2 separate regions of the Homo sapiens genome follow, and region 1 is linked to region 2. Evidence: chromatin contacts called from ENCODE Hi-C or POLR2A ChIA-PET data. All regions are on one chromosome and are shown on one strand. The core of a region is the stretch at or near the end of the contact, and the rest is flanking DNA. Distances in the headings are between cores, read along the strand shown.

The links. Hi-C counts contacts between places; a loop is a spot of excess contacts on that map. ChIA-PET counts read pairs that join two places held with the same protein, here RNA polymerase II (POLR2A). Pooled maps may share reads with other maps.
Region 1: a pooled map shows a loop between it and region 2 (6-fold over the local background). The contact joins the enhancer-like site here to the promoter of KHDC1 in region 2. A Hi-C loop is called at or near these places in 9 of 50 pooled maps. POLR2A ChIA-PET finds 5 or more read pairs at or near these places in 6 of 52 experiments (GM12878, OCI-LY7, Panc1 and 2 more).

Annotation. Positions count from the first base shown.
Region 1 is chr6:73,388,003-73,390,702 of GRCh38, forward strand. It overlaps a transcript of OOEP not described here. Among named protein-coding and RNA genes, the nearest start is that of DDX43, 5.5 kb to the right of the region's middle. Within about 2 kb of position 1,254, at least 24 of the 41 ENCODE cell types and tissues checked have a DNase peak (open chromatin) inside an H3K27ac peak, as active enhancers do; they include Panc1, where a contact is called at or near this core.
Region 2 is chr6:73,261,873-73,264,572 of GRCh38, forward strand. It overlaps KHDC1 (KH domain containing 1), which reads right to left and starts at 1,324. Exons shown (of 4, transcript NM_030568.5): 1 at 902-1,324. All of the region lies in intron 2 of LOC122539213 (KHDC1-KHDC1L), which reads right to left. It also overlaps the pseudogene KHDC1-AS1. RefSeq lists a silencer at 1,168-1,437.

The DNA.
Region 1 (2,700 bases), core at 4-2,503, 130 kb after region 2:
GATTACCTGGGACGACAGGCATGCGGCACCACACCAAGCTAATTTTTGTATTTTCAGTAGAGACAGATTTCGCCATGTTGGCCAGGCTGGTGCCAAACTCCTGATCTCAGGTGATCTGTCCGCCTCGGCCTCCCAAAGTGCTGGGATTACAGGCGTGAGACACCGCACTGGGCCTGACAACAATGGAATTAAAATTTCTTTTCGTGAGAAAAAAAATCCTTATGCCTCCCCCTCCCCCAAAGTGAAATGAAAATACAAATTATAAACAGCGAAGAATGTATAACAAAAAATTATATGTCTAACAACATGGATGTTTATTATAAAATTTAAGGGGAAAAGTCAGAGTGCAAAATTGAATAGTAAAATCTCAAAAGTTTGCCTAGAAGAAAACTCAGAAGGACCAAATTTATCTCTGGGTAATACTTTTATTTTTATTTTTCCAAATGTATGCAGTGAACACGTTAATTCTAAGATCATCTTAAAGCCAAAGTTATTTATCCTAATGCCAGTAACCGTAGCTTTTTTCTTGAAAAAGGGATGGCAGCTGGAGGCTGGAATCCCCTTCCTCCTGGGAACTGCACCCATGGGTTCCTGAGAGGCAAAGTGGCAGAACAGAAAATGCTCAGCTTTGGCATCACCTCCACTTGGGTTCCCAAGTACTGGGCTCCTCTGACTTCGGTTTCTTCATCGTGAAATGGGGATACCCACATCCATCTCACAGGAGTTTTCTAAGAATTAAATGAGTCTGGCAGGTTGTAAGTGCCCAGTATAAGATATTGCCACCTTCTCTAGTCCAGGTGGTAAGTGAAAACTTAAGGAGCGGATTTTCCAAAATCAGCGCCTGCTGCTCCGAGAGCCAAGGGTGCGGTGTTTGCTGCCTCCTTGTGGGAGAGTGTGGCTCCTTGCCTGGCGGAGTCGGAGGAATAAGTTCTCGGAGGGTAGAGGGACCGTTCCTTCTCCTAGCTCCGCCAAACCCACATTGGGGGTACTCGCTCAGGGATCCCGCAGCGGTGCAAATGCGAAGCCGCGACGCGAGCTGGAACCTGGGGCGGTGCTCTGGCGCGTCGCTATCCAGGGGAGCTACGTCGAGACGGCAGGCCACTTAGCACCAATGCAGACCCGGGAGCTTTGAGGAAGCCAGAGGCTTCGGACAGAAGAAACCGCCTGGCAGGCGGAGGAGAAAGGCCAGGGCTTCCCTCCTGAGGTTGAGGCTTGCCGGAGGGAAATGGCACCGAGGACCTGGGGCGACTGATTCAGCTTCTACCCCAGGAGCAGAAGTCCCCGCCCTACTCCGGAACTGGCGGTCAACTCCCTCAGGTCACACCCGAGGCAAAAATGCAAGCTTGTGGAAATTTTCTGCCTTCAGGTCAAAATTGGGCGTGAACTCCACCTTTTTATCTTTTTTTTTGGTGGGGAAAAGTAGGTGGTAGAACGAACTTGAAAGGCCCGCAGGCATATCCAATTTCTACTTGCTTAGTGAATGGTTTTCTAACCAAGTTGGGATTTAGGATAATAGATTCCACCGCTTTTTATCGCAAAAGGCTTAGGCTTAGGCTGTCACAGGTCTAAAAAAGCAACTCATTTTGCTCTATGTTGTGAAAAAATTTAAAATAACAGAACTCATAGGTGGGAATTGAACAATGAGAACACATGGACACAGGAAGGGGAACATCACACACCGGGGACTGTTGTGGGGTGGGGGGAGGGGGGAAGGGATAGCATTAGGAGATATACCTAATGTTAAATGACGAGTTAATGGGTGCAGCACACCAACATGGCACATGTATACATATGTAACAAACCTGCACGTTGTGCACATGTACCATAAAACTTAAAGTATAATAATAAATAAAATACAGAACTAAAAATATTCGTGTTACCTGGAATTACCGTTTTAGATATCTTTCCTCACCACGTGAGAACACAGTATCAAAATGTTAAATCCGCCGGGCGCAGATCACTTGAGGCCAGGAGTTAGAGACCAGCCTGGTTGGCATAGTGAAACCCGGTCTCTACTGAAACTACAAAAATTAGCCAGGTGTGTGGCGCACCTGTGGTCCCAGCAGCTCAGGAAGCTGAGGGAGGAGAATCACTTGAATCCGGGAGGCAGAGGTTGTGCTGAGCCCAGATCCCGCCACTGCACTCCAGCCTGGCCCACAGGGAAAGAAAAAAAGAAATAAGAAAAAAAAGTTATTTACTAATCCACTGCCCAAACTCAAGGACATAGCTGATCCAATTAAAAACAAAACAAAAATGAAAAGCTTGACAGACACAAAATTCCCTTTTTAGACTTTATCTTTTAGAACAATTTTAGGTTCACAGCAAGTATTGTCGTCTCTTGGGATTTTGGGGGTATTGGTCCCAGGCCCTCCAAAGATACTTAATACCAGGGTTGCTCAAATTCTTTACGTAAAATGGCATAGTATTTGCATATAACCTATGCAGAGCTTCCCTTATACTTTAAATCATCTCTGGATTACCTGTAATACCTAATACTAGGTAAATAGTTATTCTACTTTATTATTTTGCTTTTTTTGTTTTATTTTTATGAGGTTTGATCTTATTTGTTACCCAAAAACTTTTTTTTTTTTTTTTTGAGACGGAGTTTCGTTCTTGTCGCCTGGAGTGTGATGGTGCGATCTCGGGTCACTGCAACCTCCGCCTCCCAGGTTCAGGCAATTCTCCTGCCTCAGCCTCTCA
Region 2 (2,700 bases), core at 74-2,573:
CTGCACTCCAGCCTGGGTGACAGAGCAAGACTCCATCTCAAAAAAAAAAAAAAAAGCCTAGCTGGGCAAGGTGGTATGTGCCTGCGGTCTCAGCTACTCAGGAGGCTGAGGTGAGAGAATTCATTGAGCCCGGCAGGTTGGAGCTGCAGTGAGCCATGATGGTGCCACAGCCCTCCAGCCTAGGCAGCAGGAAAGAGGCCCTTCTCAAAAAAAAAAAAGCATAGACTCTAGGGCCAAATTGATGTGCTCAAGCAAAGGTTTTGCCACTTACGGTGTAACCTTGGGCCAGTTGCTTAACCTCTCTTGACCTCACTTGCCTTCTTTGTAAACCAGAGGTGATAATAGTATACCCATTTCATAGGGCTGTGGTGAGAACTAGAGGAGTTAATACATTTAAAGAGCTTAAAAGTGTCTGGTGCATAGCAAGTGCTACGTAAATGTTAAACCTTTCCTGCCCTTTTCCTCTGCTCCTCCTTTCCCTTGTTTCCTGTTACAGCATTCCTTCTTTTTTTCTTACTATTTCCTCACTATGCCTTTGCTTGAATACTAAAAAGAAACTACTGGTCCAACAGCAGGCAACACCTCATGCGATTACTTTAAATGACTTCAAAATAATACAAACATATCCAGCACAATAGTTTACATTTTAAAGGTGTTACACCCATTTTGTTTTGAGATGTGTCAACAAAACCCGTGTTTCTTTTCTTTCTATAAGTTTAAAATGTCCCCAAATCAATTAACAATAGAGGAAAGTCACACGATCTGTTTTAATTTTTCTCTTTATACTGCTATCTCCTGTTTCCCCTGTTTTTACACTTCTTTGCAGCTCACTTTCCTTATCTGTAAGATATTCTTAGGATGAACTTAGTAAGAAATGTGCAAGATCTAGATGAAGACCCACCAGATAGGATGCTCTCTTGCAGACACGCAACTCACTGACTCAACCAATGAGGAAATTATCCCACAAAGCAGATAATCCTAATGGAGGGCAGAATTCAGGACTGAGCATCTCAGTGATGCCGCCGGGAACCCAGGCTTCTCTGTCCCTTCACCGGACTAACCGAGTTCGAGACCACAGGGGGGTCAGGTAGCCAAGGCTGGGCTTTGACGGTAGGAATGAAGGAGGTGAGGGTGGCGCGCCGCAGGCCTGGGCCACTCCCTGAGTAGGGCGGCGGCGGCGGCGGCGGCGGCGGCGGCAGCGGCGGCAGCGGCTGCAGGCCTGGCCGATTGTGAGGAGACAGCGGTACCTCCTGGGCCGCGCACCCGACCCTTCCAGGGGTCCCGGCTCGCGCCGCGGCCGCGCGAGGCGCGCTCGAGCGGAAGTGGCGGCGACCCCGCCGGAAGCGCGCGGCTGCGGCGCGGGAAGCAACCCAGAGCCCTCCTCCCGCCTGCTCTGTGTAGGAGACAGCCTGCGGAGCCCACTGCCGGCGCGCAGAGAGCCCAGCAGCTCTTGAGTCCAGGAAGCAAGGGTGGGAGGAGGGACGAGCCAGTGGCAATGACCCAGACCCGGACGACCCCCATTGCTGAGCCAGCGGAGCTGCTTGGTGAGTGGCCTCCAGGCGGCATCTCTTGCTCTCAGCCCGGAGGGGGTTTTGGGGACCCAGGCTGTGGGGCTGCCTCTTCCCATGCCTTCAGTTCACCCCGATATGGGGTGAAAAACCCTAGAGACCCTCGGGTGTCGGTCCACCAAGGGAGGTCCAGACTCCCCAGGAATGTTGCCTGGGGAGGGGTGTCGCGGTGGGGGGGGGGGTGACCCAGGCCCACCCTCTGCAGGGCACTTAAAATGCTCCACATCCCCAGTGGATGCCTCCTGTCACGCATCACACCGTGGTGTATTTGAGATCCCATCTGCCACTTGGGCTGGAGGGAAATGAATGTTTTTGGGTTTCTTGTCATTGCTTCCTGCGGATTCCATTTTACTCCTGTTCGTTTATGGCCTCAAACATGAATTTGAAGAATTTTGCCCTCCCTGGCAGTATTGGGAAGAAGATTCTTTTGTTCAAGTCCGTTTGGACAATTAGATGGGAGTATTAACAAAAGGTCGGGCTGGGCACAGTGGCTCACACCTGTAATCCCAACACTTTGGGAGGCCAAAGAGCAAGGATCGCTTGAGCCCAGGAGTTCGAAACCAGCTGGGGCAACAGAGGGAGAACTTGTCTCTACAAAAAATTTAAAAATCAGCTGGGCATGGTGGTGCACGCCTGTAGCCCAAGCTATATGGGAAGCTGAGGTGGGAGGATTGCTTGAGCCCGAGAGTTTGAGGCTGCTGTGAGCTGAGATCACGCCACTGCATTCCAGCCTGGGCAACAAAGCAAGACCCTGTCTGAGGTCAACTCTGCCCCCAGGAAGGTATGGGACCTTGCAATCTTATCTAGGTTGCGTCTTTTTCATTGAAATCACGAAATCATTAAGGTAAGTAGGGAAGGGTCAAGATAGCTAAGATGAGTGAGGGGACACAGACACCAATAAAAGTTCTAACTTTGAGGACTCCTCCAGTATTCTTTTCATCCTAAAGCTTCTGGCCTATCAGCTAGTTCAGACACAGCCTAGGAGTCTCAAGCCAGTACAGGAACAAGGAGGCAGGTTGCCCTCTTGGGGCAAAGCTGTGGCCCCACCCTTGATGAAGAACGCCTGTAGGAACCCAGGACCTGTGAGCAGGTAGAGTCCTGAAGGTTTAAGATTCTGTGGAGCAGGTATGTG